2 separate regions of the Homo sapiens genome follow, and region 2 is linked to region 1. A link is an interaction called in ENCODE POLR2A ChIA-PET data of the cell type or tissue named here. Cell type or tissue: OCI-LY7. All regions are shown on one strand. Region 1 has its middle 17 kb from the start of ABR-AS1. Region 2 overlaps YWHAE (tyrosine 3-monooxygenase/tryptophan 5-monooxygenase activation protein epsilon).

Region 1 (5,000 bases):
ACTCTGTCTCAAAAAAAAAAAATTATTGGCCGGCGCGGTGGCTCACGCCTGTAATCCCAGAACTTTGGGAAGGCAAGTTGGGATTGTGGGGAGAGATCACTTGAGGTCAGGGATCACTTGAGGTCAGGAGTGCGAGACGAGCCTGGGCAACATGGCAAAACCCCATCTCTACTAAAAATACAAAAATTAGCCAGGCATGGTAGCAGGTGCCTGTAATCCCAGGTACTCAGGTGGCTGAGGCACGAGGATCGCTTGAACCAAGAAGGAGAAGGTTGCAGTGAGCCGAGATCACGACACTGCACTCCAGCCTGAGCAACAGAGCGAGATTCTGTCTCAAAAAAAAAAAAAAAAATAGGCAAGGTGCGGTGGCTCACGCCTATAATCCCGGCACTTTGGGAGGCCGAGGCAGGCGGATCACCTGAGGTCAGGAGTTCAAGACCAGCCTGGCCAACATGGCGAAACCCTCTTTCTACTACAAATACAAAAATTAGCTGGGCATGGTGGCACGTGCCTGTAATCCCAGCTACTCGGGAGGCTGAGGCAGGAGAATCACTTGAACCCAGGAGGTGGAGGTCACAGTGAGCTGACATCACACCACTGCACTCCAGCCTGGGTGACAAGAGTGAAAACTCTGGCCCAAAAAACAAATTAATTAATTAAATTTAATTTAGAAAAGATTTCTTAGCTAACTTCTCAGAGGAACATAGGACAAAACTGGGTATTAACTCTACATCCTGCCTCACCCACCCCCTCCCTAAATGTTGATGACTCTGTTGCCCTGGGCTTACCAAAGAGCAGCCACACACACAGAACTTTCTGAAAAATCCTGTCAGTGCTCTGAACAAGGCTCGAGTCCCTGGGAGAAGACGGCACCACAGGAAGCTACAGGAGATCCAACCTTCCTTTTTTTTTTTTTTTTGAGACGGAGTCTTGCTCTGTCGCCCAGGCTGGAGTGCAGTGGCGCGATCCTGGCTCACCGCAAGCTCCGCCTCCCGGGTTCATGCCATTCTCCTGCCTCAGCCTCCCGAGTAGCTGGGACTACAGGCGCCCACCACCGTGCCCGGCTAATTTTTTGTATTTTTAGTAGAGATGGGGTTTCACCGTGTTAGCCAGGATGGTCTCAATCTCCTGACCTCGTGATCCATCCGCCTCGGCCTCCCAAAGTGCTGGGATGACAGGCGTGAGCCACCGCACCCGGCCAAGATCCGCCTTCCTAAGGAAGGACCCTGTGCTGCTCAGAAACCTTCCCAAATGCTCCGGGAACCCCGGCTCCCCTGCAGTGCCTCCTGGACAGACGCATCCTGCAACGCTCCAGAGGGTATCGGATCTCGGGGGCATCTCTTTCTTCAAGGCAGCCCCCAGCCCTGCCTGGCCCAGGCTCGGATGAGCATTGCAAGGAGCACTTTAAGGAGAGTCACTCCTATTTCAGAGCCTCTGGGAAACAGGCCGTGATCTCCTGCTGTGGCGCAGGGAGGGTTTGGCTGGAGGCTCTGAGCTGGAGCCACCTCCACTTAATGCTGGAGTGAATGATTTCAAACCTCTGTCTCTGCGGGTTTGAAAAAAATTGGGCAGGGTCAGCCCCATGCCCCATTTTTGGTCTGAGAGGTTGGAGAGAGAAAGACACCATCCCTCTGGCTCCTGACCGGTCATTCTGAAGCCTTGAGCTCTAGGAGCCTCCTCGGATCTTAGCCACAGCTCTGATGAAACCTCACCCTAATCCCCTTCTCGTGGCCCACAGCCTTCTAGACACTCATTGCCCAAACCCCTGCATGAGTTATTTTCCCAGTTGCTGTTTCTGTCTGATTGTGAAAGATTCTTTCCTCCCAAAAGCCACATGCCTGTCACATGAGGGGAGTGCCAGACCACCAGCAGAGAGGGGGAGGGTGCTGGGAAGTCTTCTTTCCTGGACCCCAGGCTGGTCCCCTGAGTCTTGGGGAGTGGCTCCTGATTGCTCCCTATAGCCAACATCCCAGGGAGCTTGGGATCACACTGGAGGGAAGATCAGCGCTCACCCAAACCAGACCGTGACTTGGTTTTCCCCAGAGAGCAGTATCTATGGTGTCCCCACCTAAGACCTAACTGGAGCTGGGCTCCTCAGACCACTGGCTTTGGGGGCAAATACACCCTGCTGACTGTCAGATCAAAGCCATGCTGCAGGCAGCTGAGACAGGAACACTGCCGCTGCTGCTGCGCCCGGCTGGCCGCAGCCCCACGCTGTGGGTTAGTTCTTTGGGGGCCCTAAAGGAGAGCTGAGCTGTCGCCTTCTGGACATAAAGGAGCTGCTTTTGCAAAAGAGACTGTATCTGCCCCCTGCCACAACTAACCAGAAATGAGGAAGCTGCCACAGAGAAGCCTCCCAGTCTCTGGGGCTGCGGGTTCTGTCTGCTCCCCCTCCCAGAGGCCACACATGAGGCTGTACATGCAGGCAGGCCACATTTCCTTCCAGGCCCACAAACAACCTCGACTTCCTGCAAAGACCACTAACCCCAACGTCGGTACACGTGGCACGTTGCCCAAGGCCGAGCTGCTGCTGATTTTTAGTGTGACTTTCAGGACCAAAAAGGAAGAGGTTCTGTCTGGACAAGGAGAGCTTGGCCTGAGACACCAACAGACGGCAACTTCCCACCTGGCCTCTGCCTGATTCTGCAATCAAAGCTGCCTGGTTCCGGCCAGGCACAGTGGCTCAAACCTATAATCCCAGCACTTTGGGAGGCTGAGGCGGGTGGATCACCTGAGATCAGGAGTTCGAGACCAGCCTGGCCTCATGGTGAAACCCCATCTCTACTAAAAATACAATATTAACCAGGCGTGGCGGTGTACACCTGTGATCCCAGCTACTTGGTTTTTTGTTTTTGTTTTTGAGATGGAGTCTCGCTCTGTTGCCCAGGCTGGAGTGTAGTGATGCCATCTCGGCTCACTGCAAGCTCCGCCTCCCGGGTTCACGCCATTCTCCTGCCTCAGCCTCTCCAGTACCTGGGACTACAGTTGCCCACCACCACACCTGGCAAATTTTTTTTTTTTTAATAGAGGTGGGTTTCACCGTGTTAGCCAGGATGGTTATGATCTCCTGAACTTGGGATCCGCCCGCCTCAGCCTCCCAAAGTGCTGGGATTACAGGCGTGAGCTACCGCGCCTGGCCAATCCCAGCTACTTGGGAGGCTGAGGTAGAAGAATCGTTTGAACCTGGGAGGCAGAGGTTGCAGTGAGCCGAGACGGTGCCATTGCACTCCAGCCTGGGCAACAGAGCGGGACTCTGACTCGAAAAAAAAAAAAAGAGGTGCCTGGTTCCAAGGACGAGGCCCTATCTCCTCCCAGACCTTCATTCCTCTGAGGGGGCCGGGGAAGGTGTGAAAACTTTGCTCGGGAGTGGTCAGGGTCACGAATGCCTGGTTCTGGAAAACAAAACCTCTCTCTGGCTCTGCAGGTGCCAGGGAAGACTGGGGGAAACAGAGGCAGTGAGCCAGGGCCCGGCTAGGAAGATCACCCGGGCTGCTGGCTCAGAAGCCACGCTGCAATTAACACACTGGCAGGGGCTCATCTGTACCCATGTCATAGACCACCAAGAGGCCACACGGAAGGTACAAAACATACAGGCTGTTGGGGTTTTTGTTTTCTGGTTTTTTTGAAACAGGATCTTGCTCTGTTCCCCAGCTGGAGTGCAGTGGTGCAATCACAGCTCACTGTAGCTGGTGGGATATTTTTGGGGGTGGAAGGGAGAGACGGACTCTCACCGCAGCCTCCCCCTCCCGGGTTCAAGCAATTCTCCTGCCTCAGCCTCCCAAGTAGCTAGGATTACAGACGCCCGCCACCACGCCCGGCTAATTTTTGCATTTTCAGTAGAGACAGGGTTTCACCATGTTGGCCAGGCTGACCTCAGTTGAACTCCTGACCTCAGGTGATCCACCCACCTCAGCTGCCCAAAGTGGTGGGATTACAGGTGTGAGCCACAGCACCTGGCCAATTTTTTAAAACTATAAGTTTATTCAGTTTTTTTTTTCTGTCATATAAGTCATAAAGCCAGAATTTTAAAAACTTTTAGACAATAAAAGAGTAAAATGTGACCCATAAAATACACCACCCCAATTAGCATTTTCCAGCTTTTTTTGTATGCATATAATAGAGCTCTTTTTTCTTTTTTTTTTTATTATACTTTAAATTTTAGGGTACATGTGCACAACGTGCAGGTCTGTTACATATGTATACATGTGCCATGTTGGTGTGCTGCAACCATAGAGCTCTTTACAAAGTTTTATAGTTGGCCTTCTCTACCTGGCTGGAAGCCACACTATCCCTATCCAAGGGCACCCTCAGATTCAACCAACCACAGATCAAAAATATTTGGGAGGAAAACAATTAAAAAAAAACACCACAAAAATAAAAAATACAAATAATACAGCATAACAACCACATAGCATTTGCAATGTATTAGGTATTAAAAATAACCTAGAGATAAGTTAAAGTACACGGGGGTCGGGGGCAGGCATGGTGACTCACGCCTGTAATCCCAACACTTTCGGACGATCGCTTGAAGCCAGGAGTTCAAGACCAGCCTGGGCAACATAGCAAGACACTGTCTCCATTAAAAAAAATTTTTTTAAATAAAGTCTATGGGAGACGTGATTAGGTTACATGTAACTATTACAGCACCTTATATAAGAGACTTGGGCGTCCTGGGATTCTGGTATCTGCCAGGGGTCCTGGGGCCAATCCCCCATGAAAATGGAGGGACAGGTGTAATTGGAGTGGCTCTCCAGACTGTGCCCAGGAATTTCTCAGCCTGATCTTTGGCCAGTCCAGCTTCATTTTCTCCCCTCCTCCCGTTACATCAAGCAGAACAAGTTTCACCTAGATGAGCTATGACCTCACTTTATTCGGGGCCTCCGTGGTGCAGACACAAAGATGGATCCCCAGGTGGAAACCCGGGCACGTCATCCCGGTTTGTTCATGGTGCAAGATGTCTCCGGTTACTTCGGGGAGACAGGAACATGACCTGGGTTATC
Region 2 (5,000 bases), 150 kb after region 1:
GGTGAAGTATCGTAAATTGAAATGAAGTACTCAATTGTAAATTTTTTTTTTAAATTTCCAAATTAAGCTAAATTAAAAAAACAAAAATTGCCAAAACCTTAACCTACAAAATAAACTTTTTGGACAGTAGCCACCTGAGCTCTAAATAATTGTATCATTTATATTTCAAATCTAATACACTGGTGAATATGCGTATTGCAGCTTTTCCAAGACACGTATTAATCATGAAACATGTACTGACCTCGAAAATGTGGCCGCGCGCGGTAGCTCACACCTGTAATCCCAGCACTTTGGGAGGCCGAGGCAGGCGGATCACGAGGTCAGGAGATCGAGACCATCCTGGCTAACACGGTGAAACCCGGTCTCTACTAAAAATACAAAAAATTAGCCGGGCCTGGTGGCGGGCGCCTGTAGTCTCAGCTACTCTGGAGGCTGAGGCAGGACAATGGTGTGAACCCGGGAGGCGGAGCTTGCAGTGAGCCGAGGTTGCACCACTGCACTCCAGCCTGGGTGACAGAGAGAGACTCTGTCTCCAAAAAAAAAAAAAAAAAAAAAAGTTTAAATACTTTAAATGATCACTTTAGAATATATTAATAAGGGGGAATATAGTATTTCAAGAAAATAGTTTTAATGAAGAGCAAAAGGTAGTATGGCCTAATGAGACTCTTCAGTGACACAGATGAACTGAATTCTGTATTTGAATTATTAGCCATGCAGCTTTCAGCAAGTTCCTTAACTACTTCCCATTCAGCTTTTCCCATCTGCACAATGCAGGCTCACCTGATTATTATTGAGCGCTTACGTGTGAGATTCCAGACATTGCTTAGTAACGAGCACAGTGCCTGGTGCAAAGCTGGTACGCAATGTTAGCAAAACTATTATTATTTTTTTTTTGAGACAAGAATCTCGCTCTGTCGCTCAGGCTGGAGTGCAGTGCTGCGATCTCGGCTCACTGCAAGCTCCGCCTCCCGGGTTCACGCCATTCTCCGGCCTCAGCCTCCCGAGTAGCTGGGACTACAGGCGCCCGCCACCACACCCGGCTAATTTTTTGTATTTTTTAGTAGAGACGGGATTTCACCGTGTCAGCCAGGATGGTCTCGATCTCCTGACCTCGTGATCCGCCCACGTCGGCCTCCCAAAGTGCTGGGATTACAGGCGTGAGCCACCGCGCCCGGCCAATGTTAGCTAAATATTAACAGTATCTATTACAATCCTACGAACTCAAAGAAACAGGATAAAACAACACAGGGCTTGGTTTTCCTGATCCAGGTTGGATCTGGGAGCATTCCCATTTCCTCTCACAGTGCTCACAAAGGCTTCCTTTAATGACACACTCTAGGATTTCACCAGTTTTCCATGAACTATTACTTGTTACAATTTTCAAAAGAACACAGGGGTCACACCTTTATCCCGCTTTTTCAGCAAGCCTCACTCTCCTCTATTGTCCTAGGATCAGGAAGCAGCTAATTTGGGGTCTCATTTATAAGGCTCAAGGCATTTGTCTGGGACAGAAGCCAATTAATGTCTCCATTTATCCCACCAGTTTCCCCTTTCAGTGATGGAAGTTCATCCCCATCTTCCTATAGGACCGAAATTTAACTTTGCAGACGTGCTGTTCTGAGGACCCACCCGGAACAGAGCATGTACACAAACCCACTTACTGTCGCTTCTAACATTGTAGGAAGCCTTTGGGTTTTCCAAGGCAGCAAAGTACTGAGATTTGTAATTAAAAACACATATTAGCTACATTCAAGTTGTAACTAACTAAAAACTTCTACTTAAGTCGACTGATCCTCAAAGTAAGACTCAAATCAAAACCAGAAAAGTTTGGGGGCAATTCCCTTTCCAGCCCACAAATACAGGAACTGGGAGTGACACCGTCCTCACAGGGCTACGGCACCTTTCTGCAGCTTCCCTGGCTCCCTTTCAATTTTTTTTTTTTTTTTTTTTTTTTGAGACGGAGTTCTGCTCTTATTGCCCAGATTAGAGTGCAGTGGCGCGATCTTGGCTCACTGCAAGCTCCGCCTTCCAGTTTCCAGCGATTGTCCTGCCTCAGGCCTCCCAAGTCACTGGATGTTAATTACACCCAGCAAGGTCGCCCGCCACCACGCCTGGCTAATTTTTTTGTATTTTTAGTAGAGACAGGGTTTCCCCATGTTGTCCAGGCTGGTCTCTTAACTGCTGACCTCGTGATCCACCCACCACGGCCTCCGAAAGTGCTGGGATTACAGGCGTGAGCCACCGCACCCGGCCTTTCAATTTTTGATAAGGATCTTTCCTTTTTTTTTTTTTTGAGACAGTCTCACTCTGTCGCCCAGGCTGGAGTGCAGTAGCGTGATCTCGGCTCACTGCAACCTCTGCCTCCCGGGTTCAAGCGATTCTCCTGCCTCAGCCTCCCGAGTAGCTGGGAGTACAGGCGTGCGCCACCATGCCTGGCTAATTTTTTGTACTTTTAGTAGAGACGGAGTTTCACCGTGTTAGCCAGGATGGTCTCAATCTCCTGACCTCGTGATCCGCCCGCCTCGGCCTCTCAAATTGCAGGGATTACAGGTGTGAGCCACCGCACCCAGCCGAGTGGTTTCTTTAAACTCTGCAACAGACTTGACGAATTCCTTGGATTTTGACCTTTAAGTGTAGCAGGTGTGCTGGAAACAGAGCAAATCAACTTGAAAGCTTCTTGGAGGTTGCTCCAAACAGCAGCATATAATTATATTCAATGGTCTCCCTATCTCTCGGAAAAGCAACTCACAAAAACATGTTTATTCTCATTGCCAGCACTCACTAAACGCTACTAGGATATCGCTGATCTGTTCATTTCCTAAATCTCTGCTACTAACACTTTAAACCGAGAGTAAACTTGCAGTCTCAACATCCAATTTTAGAAGACAAGTGTGACGAGGAAGGATTTATCAACTGAAAAATGTTTACTGACACAGGGAATCTAGAAATGTACCTTCCAGATACATACAAATATTTAAGCAAAAACTGTTCCAAGGGTATTTCCTGCAGCACCTGCCCAAAAGGAGCAAACTGGTCTTAACAAAATCAGGTGTACATCAATGTTACGCAGTCAGAATGAGACACATCTGAATGCCTAACATAAAAAGATCTACAGTAACTAGGTATCTATACACATTGATGTATAAACTGTTTATGGAAAGAAGCTTCTTATACAGTGTTTCTGGAAAGGGAGACTGCTATCCTGCTGTCTATAATGTGTGTATGGATTACTAAGAAAGGATTGAGTAATTCTCCACTACTGCCACTAGCCTCTGGAGGAAGAGGGCACACAGTTTTTACCTCTAAGAATTATTATAAGACATTCAGCCTTATTTGGTTGTATGAAATACTATGCTAGAAAATGATCCATAATTACACCTTGTACTACTCATGTTGTACTTTAATGATTAAAATAAATACCATGTTGCTGCCTGGTCTGGAGGACAAGACACACCATCAACTGACTCAGTGTTCTTCACAACCAGACTACAGGCAATTTTTTTCCAAAACATACATCTTTGGGAAGCAAACAAATTATTTATGGAAGAAAAAAGGAGGAATGTTTCACATTCAGGCAAACATAATACTGTCAGTGTGTTTGGACTAGAGATTTTATTTTAGAAGTATAAAGGATGGAGGCGCGATATTTGGCATTTTTAATTTAGGTTTGTTTTATTTAAGTTTAATGTTAATTCCATGCTGTGTTTCAGTAAGAACAATACAGATTCTGTATCTGTGGCTCCAGTCAGATATCCAGTAGTACAAATTAGCTTCAAGTTACACATACTGAACAAAAGAGGTTGAGCGAGCGAAGGAGGGGAGGAGTGAGGGGAAGGAGGTAGGGGGAGGGGGAAGGAGAAGAAACAAAAGAATTGAACAGGCATGCAGGCTTTTCCATACCACCTTCAACGCTAACCTGCTTCAGTGGGAGAGTAAAGTAGGCAAGAATGAGCAGCCACGGATTGTTGAACTGTTACCAGCACCATGCTTTTCAGCAACATTTCAGCGGAGTTGGAAACATTTTTTACAGCAAAACCATTACAACGAAGTCCCTCCCCAAACCACCTTTAACCATCTCAAGCTAACACCCAATTACTTGCAAACACTGGTATAAAACACAGTTTAAACAATTAGAAAAATGAAAACTGATACCACTTATGCCTCTATAGTGTGATTAACCTCTCTCTTAGATGCTTGCATCACCTATAAGTCTAATGGCTTTCAAATGTAATTTCCATTTGCTAATGGTGATCTTGCCACATCTGGCACGGAGACGACACAGTAATGCTGAAAAAGCCTCTATGTAGTCCTGTTAGTGTCTTAAAGAACCTAAAAGCTGGGACCAGTAAAATCCACAGAAATTCACTCTTGCCTTTAAGAACTTTTGAAAACTGTTTAAAAAAAAAAAAAAAAAACCAACAGGGCAGGAACCTAAATTCTGAGACCAAATGTAAAAGTCAGATTTGGTGGTTCTCAGTGACAATGGGGAGTTTCCAAAGGGTGGGATGGGGAGGAGGGGGTGGTCAGAGATGGTTTCTCTTGTTGGCTTATGTCTCACTGATTTTCGTCTTCCACGTCCTGCAGCGCTTCTTTATTCTGCTCTTCACCTGTTAAAAAAGAAAAAAAGTCAATTATTTCGTATTGACTACATTAGGCTATGGCAGCCACAAACAAAGGTGTCATTCCAAGCATAAAGACTCTTCTACTTGCTACAATTGGTATTAAACGCAGGCAAAGGACTTCTATCATCCTTGACACCTGAGATGCCTAAGCCAAGAAGGGATTATGGTCCTGAAAGTATTTATTGGTCAACAGAATGAAAAAAACTGATGCGCAGTACAACTCAATGTTTTTACGCTAAATAAGCTCTTGACGTAGACAGCCAAGGAAACCATCTTACTAAAATGACATTCAAGCTTTCACATAAATCTTGGGTCAAAATACTCTTTCTCAATAACCTCACCTCTTCAAGAATCAAGAGTATTTTGCAAACTTTTTGC

The links. Peaks named below come from ENCODE experiments on the same cell type or tissue, not always from the same donor. Only the 100,000 strongest peaks of a DNase experiment are listed, where the experiment ranks them.
Region 2: POLR2A ChIA-PET joins it to region 1 with 8 read pairs; 2 of 35 experiments call an interaction of 5 or more read pairs at or near these places.

What each region holds. Positions count from the first base shown.
Region 1 is chr17:1,195,794-1,200,793 of GRCh38, forward strand. It overlaps a transcript of ABR not described here. Among named protein-coding and RNA genes, the nearest start is that of ABR-AS1, 17 kb to the left of the region's middle. RefSeq lists enhancers at 2,188-2,237, 2,268-2,447, 2,558-2,697, 3,814-3,863 and a silencer at 2,493-2,693. In OCI-LY7, no CTCF peak of the experiment used is centred here; DNase peaks (open chromatin) are centred at 2,438, 2,828, 3,598, 4,898 and 1 weaker place; H3K4me3 peaks cover 3,654 bases; H3K27ac peaks cover 3,937 bases.
Region 2 is chr17:1,340,893-1,345,892 of GRCh38, forward strand. YWHAE (tyrosine 3-monooxygenase/tryptophan 5-monooxygenase activation protein epsilon) reads right to left here. Exons shown (of 6, transcript NM_006761.5): 6 at 3,383-4,607. The coding sequence ends at 4,555. Among named protein-coding and RNA genes, the nearest start is that of YWHAE, 57 kb to the right of the region's middle. In OCI-LY7, no CTCF peak of the experiment used is centred here; no DNase peak of the experiment used is centred here.